2 separate regions of the Homo sapiens genome follow, and region 2 is linked to region 1. Evidence: read pairs that join two places in POLR2A ChIA-PET (ENCODE). Cell type or tissue: HepG2. All regions are shown on one strand.

Evidence for each region. Peaks named below come from ENCODE experiments on the same cell type or tissue, not always from the same donor. Only the 100,000 strongest peaks of a DNase experiment are listed, where the experiment ranks them.
Region 2: POLR2A ChIA-PET joins it to region 1 with 5 read pairs; 4 of 35 experiments call an interaction of 5 or more read pairs at or near these places.

What each region holds. Positions count from the first base shown.
Region 1 is chr5:32,496,929-32,501,928 of GRCh38, reverse strand. No RefSeq gene overlaps it. Among named protein-coding and RNA genes, the nearest start is that of ZFR, 55 kb to the right of the region's middle. RefSeq lists an enhancer at 20-666. In HepG2, no CTCF peak of the experiment used is centred here; no DNase peak of the experiment used is centred here.
Region 2 is chr5:32,396,423-32,401,422 of GRCh38, reverse strand. It overlaps ZFR (zinc finger RNA binding protein), which reads left to right. Exons shown (of 20, transcript NM_016107.5): 9 at 1,220-1,416; 10 at 4,085-4,204. Among named protein-coding and RNA genes, the nearest start is that of MIR579, 4.4 kb to the right of the region's middle. In HepG2, no CTCF peak of the experiment used is centred here; a DNase peak (open chromatin) is centred at 2,522.

The DNA of each region.
Region 1 (5,000 bases):
GGAAGCCTAACTGCAAAGGAGTCTAGTACTCATAGGTTTCTGCTGTCCAGCCCCTGCATATGGGAATTCATGGAATGACGTTCTGCAAACCAATCTGCAGTCACAATCTCAGATTTGCAGTGGAGCAAGCACATCATGTCTCCCTGCTCCCTGCTTTTCGCAGCCTCTGAAAAACACCACTCAGCCTCTGATCTTTAAAAGATCCTGCTGATCCCTGTGGCGTAAATCTGAGAAGCTATGCAGGAGAGAGAAATTCTGGAATCAGCAAAAATGTCCCTTTTTACAATGCGTTATGCTTTGCAACTTACTATTGAATGTTGTATTCTGTTTACAAAGCTGCTGAAAATCTCAAAAAGTTCTCTCTGGATATGTTTCTTTAGTATATTGAAATGCAAACGAGCTCCGTTTCAACTAGGTAATCTGGGCACACACATGAATAATTACCACTCCCACCACCTGATGCCTCATTAAAATGACCGTAAAGGAGGAGAACGCAAAGGAGGTGTCAACAGCTAAGGGTTTCAGAGGCCTGAGAGTGGAGGGTGTCCCCACCTTTAAAATACAGGATGTGCCCGACCCAGGGAAGAAAGTGGGCAGCCCCTCAGAGAGTCTACGTCAAGCGGCCAAGCCGTCCCCAAATAGCAGCTGCTGGGTCCGCTGATTTGCCCCACTTTCCCAGATAGATGTCATTTACTACTCAGAGCACAGCAGGCAGCATGACCCCAATGTTCGCATCAGTTCTGCTGGCCCCCAAGCCTCATGGGGCAATACCAGTGCTGGCCAGGTGAATACTGCCCCTGAGGAACACTGAGTTCATGAAACCCCCAGTTTTCCAAGGGAACCGCTAGCACACCTGCCCCAACTTTGCCCCAGCGGAAGGCACTATCTTTTTTTTTTTTTTTTTTTTTTTTTTGAGCCAGAGTCTTGCTCTGTCGCCCAGGCTGGAGTGCAGTAGGAAGATCTCGGCTCACTGCAAGCTCCGCCTCCCGGGTTCACGCCATTCTCCTGCCTTAACCTCCCCAGTAGCTGGGACTACAGGCTCTCACCACCGCCTGGCTAATTTTTGTATTTTTAGTACAGATGGGGTTTCACCATGTTGGCCAGGTTGGTCTCAAGCTGCTGAACTCAGGTGATCCACCTGCCTCTGCCTCCCAAAGTGTTGGGATTACAGGCGTGAGCCACCGTGCCCAGGGGACACTATCTTTATCACAGTGATAGGGCTCTAAAGAGTGGAGGAACACCAGAGTTCTTGGTCCTCATGTCGGTTTAGATGAAACTACATGGACACACGTGGAGTGGTTTTAAGGAGTGGAGAGTTTAATAGGCAAGAAGGAAGGGAGACGACAGAAGGAAAGAAGCTCCCGCATACAGAGACAGGGGGAGGGGGGCTCCAAAGCCAAAAGAGGAGGTCTCTACCTGCCACGGATACCAGCCAGGTATATGTGCAGTGGCTGGAGGAGGCGGTGTTTGATTTGCATAGGGCTCAGGGGATTGGTTTGACTAGGCATGTCATTCACCTAGCCCGAGAAAAAGCTGGCCCTCCCACCCTAGCCTTTTAATATGCAAATATAGGGCACCAAGGTGTTCTATACACGTGGGGATATGTTGGGGAGGCCGTGTTGCCAGAAACATGTCGAAAAAGGGTAAGAAGGCCAAGGGAATCTCCATGCTTGGGTGGACCCAGTTTCTAATGGCTTGCATTTGCATATCAAAGGTTGCTGGCCTGGCTCTAACAGCCAGGGCTTTACTAGAAACTTTTCCAGAGATGCTTTAAAAAATGAAAACTTCCCAAGGACCCCTTTTCCTACAACAACAGTAGTCAGGAAACAAAACTGAACTCTGACCCGAAGGGAGACATATCTCTAGCTTCCAAAGAGGTCTGCTAAGCAAACAATCTTTAAAAGATTATCTGGCCAAAAGCTGCCATAAAACATGTCCAATACCAGGAGAAAGGCCTCCCAAAATTCTGTAGGTATGAGAGGCAGTTGGTGAAGTGAGGTGGAAAAAAAGAGTTCAGTGAAAGATCTGTGGGCCGGGCACAGTGGCTCACGCCTGTAATCCCAACACTTAAGGAGGCTGAGGCAGGTAGATCACTTGAGGTTTCAGGAGTTGGAAACCAGCCTGACCAACAAGGTGAAACCTCATCTCTGCTAAGAAAATACAAAAATTAGCTGGGCATTGTGGCAGGTGCCTGTAATCCCAGCTTCTCAGGAGGCTGAGGCAGAAGAATTGCTTGAACCTAGAATGTTGCAATGAGCCGAGATGGTGCCACTACCCTCCAGCTGAGTGACAGAGCAAGACTCTGTCTCAAAAAAAAAAAAAAGAAAGAAAGAAAGAAAAAGAAAGAAAGGTCTGTGTCAGAGGGACAAATGTCTAGAGAGCCACTGCTCCAATCCTGCGTGGGTGGATGGGGAGTCATAAGCTGGTACCTTTCCACCCTCTCAAGCTCCAAGACCAATGTAGGGGGATTCCACCCCATGAGTTCCAGGTTACAGCTTCCTTTTCTGGGGTTTATTGAAGTCACAGGGTGTTATGAAGTGTGGGTTAACCTTATAGGAAAAGTAATATAGGGGTTGAGCAAAGGTTTGGAGATGGACGGGAGTCACCAGATTGCACTGACATTGAAGGAGATGCTGGCTACTATTAAAGAGATCATTCTCAAGGGATGTCAGTGGGAAGCAGAGCCAGCTGAGCCCCTGGGGGCAGATAAGGACCAGTGAAGACCACTGATCTGCAGATAATGACTCAGCTCCCACCCAGTTCCTGGGTTCTTGAACAAAACCCTTTAAGGAAAAGCCCCTTATTCCTGTCCAGGTGGCCTCTTCAGGTCAGGCCCTCTCTCAGAGAAACCCCCAAACCTCGATCCCCACTCCCATCCTCCCCTGGAGATGTTCGCCTTTTAGAATCCAGCTCTACAGGCAAAGCATGGTGGAGTCAACTGTGGATACAGAACAGAATGTAAAGTTTATCAGCCTGACGAGGTGAAAGTGAAATGACAGATGTCGGAAATTGGGAAGTAAAAGATGGACAGTTGTGTTGAAGGGAAAGGCAAGCTTTTTTTTTGCTTTCAATAAAGGGAGAAGAAGATACTCCTTGAAATCACTAGAACAAGAGAGATTCCAGTCCATTACTTAATGTTAGAAACCAGTAGAGGAACTAAAAATAATGATATAGCTTTACTGGGACAGGAGTGTGAGCAAGTTAAATCCTTATCTTTGTGAGCAAGTTAAATCCTTATCTTTCACAAGAGGAAGTCAAGAGATAATGTCTAAAGATGATAAACCAGGAAATAGCAAGCAGTGTAAACATAGTATTTAGACACACAGAGGTAATCACTAAACACTGAAACCAAACTGCTGGATGACAGACTGGGCACAGGCATAGGTGGATACCTCTGTAGAATTTAATTTTTTTTTTTATGTCTCTCCACCTTTTCTATTGGGTTCCATGAATAAAAGATTCTTGTTGTTGTTGTTGTTTGTTTGTTTGAGATGGAGTATCACTCTGTTGCCCTGGCTGGAGTGCATGGTGCAATCTCGGCTCACTGCAACCTCTGTCTCCCAGGTTCAAGACATTCTCATGCCTCAGCCTCCCCAGTAGCTAGGAATACAGGTGCGTGCCACCACACCCAGCTAATTTTTGTATTTTTAGTAGGGATGGGGTTTTACCATGTTGGCCAGGCTGGTTTGAACCCCTGACCTCAAGTGATCCACCTGCTTTGGCTTCCCAAAGTGCTGAGATTACAGGTGTGAGCCGCCACGCCCAGCCTGTTTGTTTTTGAGACGGGGGTCTCATCATGTCACCCAGGTGGGAATACAGTGATGCAATCACAGCTCACTGCAGCCTCAAACTCCTGGGCTCAAGCACTCTTCCCACCGCAACCTCCCAATTAGCTAGGACTACAGGCACACGCCACCATACCCCACTAATTTTTTTTTTTGCTGTAGAGATTGGAGGCAGGCGGCAGTCTCGCTTTGTTGGCTAGGCTGGTCTCAAACTCCTAGCCTCAAGGAATCCTTCTGCCTCCCAGAATGATGGGATTACAGGCATGGGACCACCATGCTCGGCCAAGAAAAAGCTTCTTAAGCTTCTTTTCTTCTCTTTATTCCTTGAAAAACTCATCAATCTAGTCCCTTCTTCCCCCAAAAGCACTAATTTTAAGGGTGTTCACCAAAATTAGGGACGTTCAGTGTATCAAACTGTGTAGGGAAAAACTCTCCTGAAACCATGTTTTTCCTCTACTCTCACACCACAACAATCATCAACACAGAAGATTTCTGTGACCAAATATATGGGGCTTTTTCCCCACACACCAAGCAACGGACACCAGGGAGGGTCTTCTCATTCAGTTCCAACCGTGTCTGCCCAGAGATGGTGTCAGATCCCACAAGCTGAGGACTCAGTCCCTAAGACTGCCTCCTGAACCCCCACTAACACACACCAGTTGCAAGGTCGGCCCTCCAGAACCTCTTACTGACCAGCTTCAAGTTGGGGTTCCCATGACCCCCCTATATGGGTTCAATAAATTTGCTGGAGCGGCTTATAGAACTCAGGGAAACACATTTACTGGTTTATTATTAAGGATATAGTAAAGGATACACGAGAAGAGATGCACAGGGTGAGATATTAGGGAAGCGGCGCAGAGTTTCCATGTCCTCCCTAAGCGCCACCCTCCAGGAACCTCCAGGAGCTCAGCTACCCGGAAGTTCACTGATCCATGTCCTCTTGGGTTTTTACAGAAGCTTCATGACATCAACATTCTTTCCCCCATGGTATAGGGTGGGAGCCCTCTCATGGGAGAGTCTTAAGATCCATCACCTGATCAGGCCGGGTGCAGTGGCTCATGCCTGTAATCCCAGCACTTTGTGAGGCAGAGGTGGGCAGGTCACTTGAGGTCAGGAGTTCGAGACCAGTGTGGCCAACGTGGTGAAACCCCCGTCTCTACTAAAAGTAAAAAAATTAGCCTGGGCATGGTGGTGCATGCCTGTAATCCCAGCTAC
Region 2 (5,000 bases), 100 kb after region 1:
TTTGTGAAACCTTTCCTTACTGGATCATGTTAAAGGGTGGTGGCTCCTTCTAAATTTCCGCAATATTCAGTCCATACTTCTTATAGTGCTTATCACATTGTATTATCGTTATTTGTATCTTCCCATAAATTGGACACTTGAAAGGCAGCTACATTGTCTTCTCTTTACTGTATTACCAGAACTTAGCGCCGTATCCAGATTGTTGTAGATACTTAAGAATATTTTTGAAAGAAAAGTTTAAAAGTAGGAGATTCACAATTAACATGCTATTCTCTTGGACAGTTAGTTGAAGTGTTAAGTTTAATTGATGATAAAAATGAAAGCTATTATTTATAGTCACTTCTACATCAGTTTCTGAGGTTCTTCATACTTTCAGTTTAGAACAATAATAGAAAATCTTTTGTAAATAAGTTAAAGGAAATAAACAGTGATAAAACCTAAATTGGTTCTGTTTCCTTCCCTGGTGGGAAACTTTGTTTGGACTAAGTTTGCAGAGAGACCTAATCATTGAACTTAACTTTTTTTAATTTTTCTAAATTGTAGGGCATGACCTAGATGTTACCCCCAACTTTTTTGGGAGACAGGGTCTGACCAGGCCTGGAGTGCAGTGGTGCGATCTCAGCTCACTGCAGCCTCTACCTCTTAGGCTCAAGCAGTCCTTCCACCTCAGCCCCACAAGTAGCTAGGACTGCAGGCATGCACCATCACATCCAGCTAATTTTTGTAGTGACCAGGTTTTGCCATGTTCCCCCGGCTGGTCTCAAACTTCTAGGCTCAAACTCCTGGGCTCAAGTGATCCTCCCACCTCTGCCTCCCACAGTGCTGGGATCATAGGGCATAAGCCATCACACCCAACTGGAAGTTAGCAGTTTTTAAGGAACAAATACTACTCATTTCAGTCACTTGCCAAGAAACTAGGGCTACAAACATCAATTAGGCTTAGTCCTTACCATTTCAGGTACTTGCTATTCACTTTGAGGGGGGATGAGGAGGGTGTTGGGTGTTCCAAGATGGAAAAGAGAAAAATTCAGAAACGTATTTCACTAATAGGGTAAAAAAGCCAAGTAGTTTATGTAGTTCTTCAAAATTCTCATCTGTTGTATGTCAGTTAGGAGTTTGACTATTAGCAGAAAAGAACTTTATCTGAAGTTTTCGTCTTATCAGGTATATATATTTATACAAAAATAAAATTTTTTTTAACTTTTTGATACTTTTCTAGGTGGTAATAAGCTGCAGTCAACAGGAAATAAAGCAGAAGACATAAAAGGAACCGAATGTGTTAAAAGTACTCCTGTCACTTCTGCTGTGCAGATTCCTGAAGTAAAGCAAGACACAGTGTCAGAACCAGTCACACCTGCATCTCTTGCTGCTTTACAGAGTGATGTGCAGCCAGTGGGCCATGATTATGTGGAAGAGGTAATTGATTTGAGAATACCATTGCTGTGAAATTGGATAAAGGGAAGAAGTGCATTACGAGCATATGTTACGTGTAAAATTAAATATACTTAATTGTATTTTAGATTTAGCTTACTTAAAGAATATTAAAGGAATCTTTGTTATAAGAAAGCATGTCCTTTAAGCCTGCCTAAGTGACATCATAATGATTTTTTTTTTGCTAACTTTTATATTATTTTCCCTGTGTATTGCCACTGTGGTGTGCAAAGTAACTTTCTATTTACTAGCAAGCATTCTTGTAATACATCCTTCAACTATCATAAAACTTTAAAAGTTCTGAGCAGCAAAAATGTTGATAAAGAGAACCAATATATTTATTTTTGAATAGTCAGTTTTGTGATAAAATTAAGTTTGCTGATTTAACAGAATATATTCATTTGGTTTCTCAAGTGGAGTAGAAGACTGTTGCTGTTTTACAGGTAAAGTAAACTCAGTAAAATAAAGGAGTGAAGGGATATCAGAGGGGACTGGATAAATACCTGCTGTTAGCAGAAAGACATACAGTGGCATATGACTACTATTTACTTTGACTTTAGAGCATATATGTTTTTTGAGCTTCAGTGTCGATATCTATAAAATTGGGATATTCCCTAACAAAGTTGTGAAGAGTAGATGAAATAAAGTACCTAGCATGGTGTCTAGCATCTAGGAGAGTTTTTGTTTTTGTTTTTGTTTTTGTTTTTGTTTTTGTTTGAGACAGAGTCTTATTCTGCCACCCAGGCTGGAGTGTAGTGACACAGTCTTGGCTCACTGCAACCTCTGCCTCCTGGGTTCAAGCAATTCTTCTGCCTCAGCCTCCCAAGTAGCTGGGATTACAGGTGCATGCCACCACCCCCAGCTGATTTTTGTATTTTTTTTAGTAGATGGGGTTTCACTATGTTGGCCAGGCTGGTCTCGAACTCCTGACCTCATGATCTGCCTGCCTCGGCCTTCCAAAGTGCTGTGATTACAGGCGTGAGACACTGCGCCTAGCCTAGTAGGTTTTAAATAAATATTTGTTCTTGCATCATTTTTCCTATCAAGAAAAATTATCTATGGATGGCCAGGCACAGTGGCTCACGCCTGTAATTGCAGCACTTTGGGAGGCCGAGGTGGGTGAATCACTTGAGGCCAGAAGTTCAAGGCCAGTAGTTGCGCACACTTGTAATCCCAGCTACTCGGGACGCTGAGGCACAATCACTTGAACCTGGGAGGTGGAGGTTGCAGTGAGCCGAGATCACACAACTGTACTCCAGCCTGGGCAATAGAGTGAGACTCTGTCTCACAAAAAAGAAAAGAAAACAAGAAAAAGAAAAATTGTGTATTGAATTCTTTGTTTACAAGGTGGATAGCTGGGTTATGGAATTTATAATTAGTTCAGAAATAATTCTGACTTTTAAGTTTCATCTCTTAAAGGAGTAAGATTTGATTATCTCAAAAAAAGCTCTCAACCAGAACACCCAATTTTTGATGATACTGTTTAATCCTAAACTTCAGAGAATTACATTCAGAACCTATCTTAAAGCTTGGACAATTTGAACTCAGTATTCATAATAGACTTCATAGTAAGACTCAAGTTTACTTGTCCTCCTATAACTGTTCAGTTAGAAAAAATTTCATCTTAATTTTCCATAAAGTTACATATTATAAAACCTTGAGCTTTGAGAAATTTTGTATACCAAAATAATGCTATTATTCGTCGTTATCTTCATTTTCAAGAACAATACTTGGCCAGCAGCAATTATTCAGTAACTATTAGAAAATTTAAGACATCTAGCTACATTTAAATCTAAATGCTTACATACATACAAAAATATTAAATTGAAAGATAGTGGCCAGGCATGGTGGCTCACGCCTGTAATCCTAGCACTTTGGGAGGCCGAGGCGGGCGGATCACGAGGTCAGGAGATCAAGACCATCCTGGCTAACACGGTGAAACCCCCATCTCTACTAAAAATACAAAATTAGCTGGGCGTGGTGGTGGGCACCTGTAGTCCCAGCTACTCGGAAGGCTGAGGCAGGAGAATGGTGTGAACCCAGGAGGCGGAGCTGGCAGTGAGCCGAGATCGCACCACTGCACTCCAGCCTGAGCGACAGAGCAAGACTCCATCTCAAAAAAAAAAAAAAAAAAAAAAAAAAGATACAAGAGCAAACACATGCTATCACATCTTGCATGCTAAAATTCCAACTTTTCATTCCCATTTCTACAGTTTCTATCCTTTTAAAAAGTAATAGGCCAGGCGCAGTGGCTCATGCCTGTAATCCCAGCACTTTGGGAGGCCAAGGTGGGCGGATCACAAGGAGTTTGAGACCAGCCTGGCCAACATGGTGAAACCCTGTCTCTACTAAAAATACAAAAAACAAATTAGCCGGTCGTGGTGGTGTTACATACCTTTAATCCCAGCTACTTGGGTGGCTGAGGCGGGAGAATCGCTTGAACCCAGGAGGCTGAGGTTGTAGTGAGCTGAGTTCAAACCACTGCACTCCAGCATGGGCGACAGAGCAAGACTCTGTCCTGGGGAAAAAAAAAATGTAATAGACATTGCCACTTCTTTCTAACTGTGTACAACTTCATCAAATAATATGTGGGGGTTTATGAATGATATAATCTTCAACTATGATGATTCTTGAATTTTTTTTCCACACCAAGGTACGAAATGATGAAGGAAAAGTAATTCGGTTCCATTGTAAATTATGCGAGTGCAGCTTTAATGATCCCAATGCTAAGGAGATGCACTTAAAAGGGCGAAGACACAGACTTCAATATAAAGTGAGTAAAATTTCAGCTATTACCTTCTTTAAAACAAAAAACAAAAACAAAAACACCCAGAGCATTCTTTATGTAAAAGAAAGCATCTAAACACAGCTTGCCAAGTCCATGATGTCCCATTCTAAGATTAGCATGTCATGTTGGTAGACTCAGATGGATGTTTGGTTTTTATTTATCCATTTTTAAAATAAAGAAGAATAACATTCTCATCAGTTTTAGTAATTGTGGCAAAAACTGAAGCATTGCCTGGACCAAGCAATCATGTAAAGATAATTAATTCACATAAAATGTTTGAAAAAAGTCTCAACTATTTATCCACCTTCTTTATCTGGTAGAATTCCCACCAAAATGAACTTTGAGATGAGTTGATATGTTGGAAAATCCCTTCACTTATCTTAGCGTAGGAATTCTTCACTGAATACACTTCAAATGTTAAGATAAATCAGATATTGTATTTGAAGTTTTTTTTTTTAATGAGATGGAGTCTCGCTCTGTAGCCAAGGCTGGAGTGCAGTGGCATGATCTCGGCTCACTGCAGCCTCTGCTTCCTGGGTCCCTGTTCAGGCATTTCTCCTGTCTCCGCCTCCCGAGTAGCTGGGATTACAGGCATGCACCCCCATGCCCAGCTAATTTTTGTATTTTTAGTAGAGATGGGGTTTCACCATGTTGGCCAGGTTGGCCTGAACTCCTGACCTCATGATCCGCCCTCCTTGGCCTCCCAAAGTGCTGGGATTACATGCGTGAGCCACCGTGCCTGGCCTGTATTTGAAGTTTTTAACTAGGCTAGATTGATGTA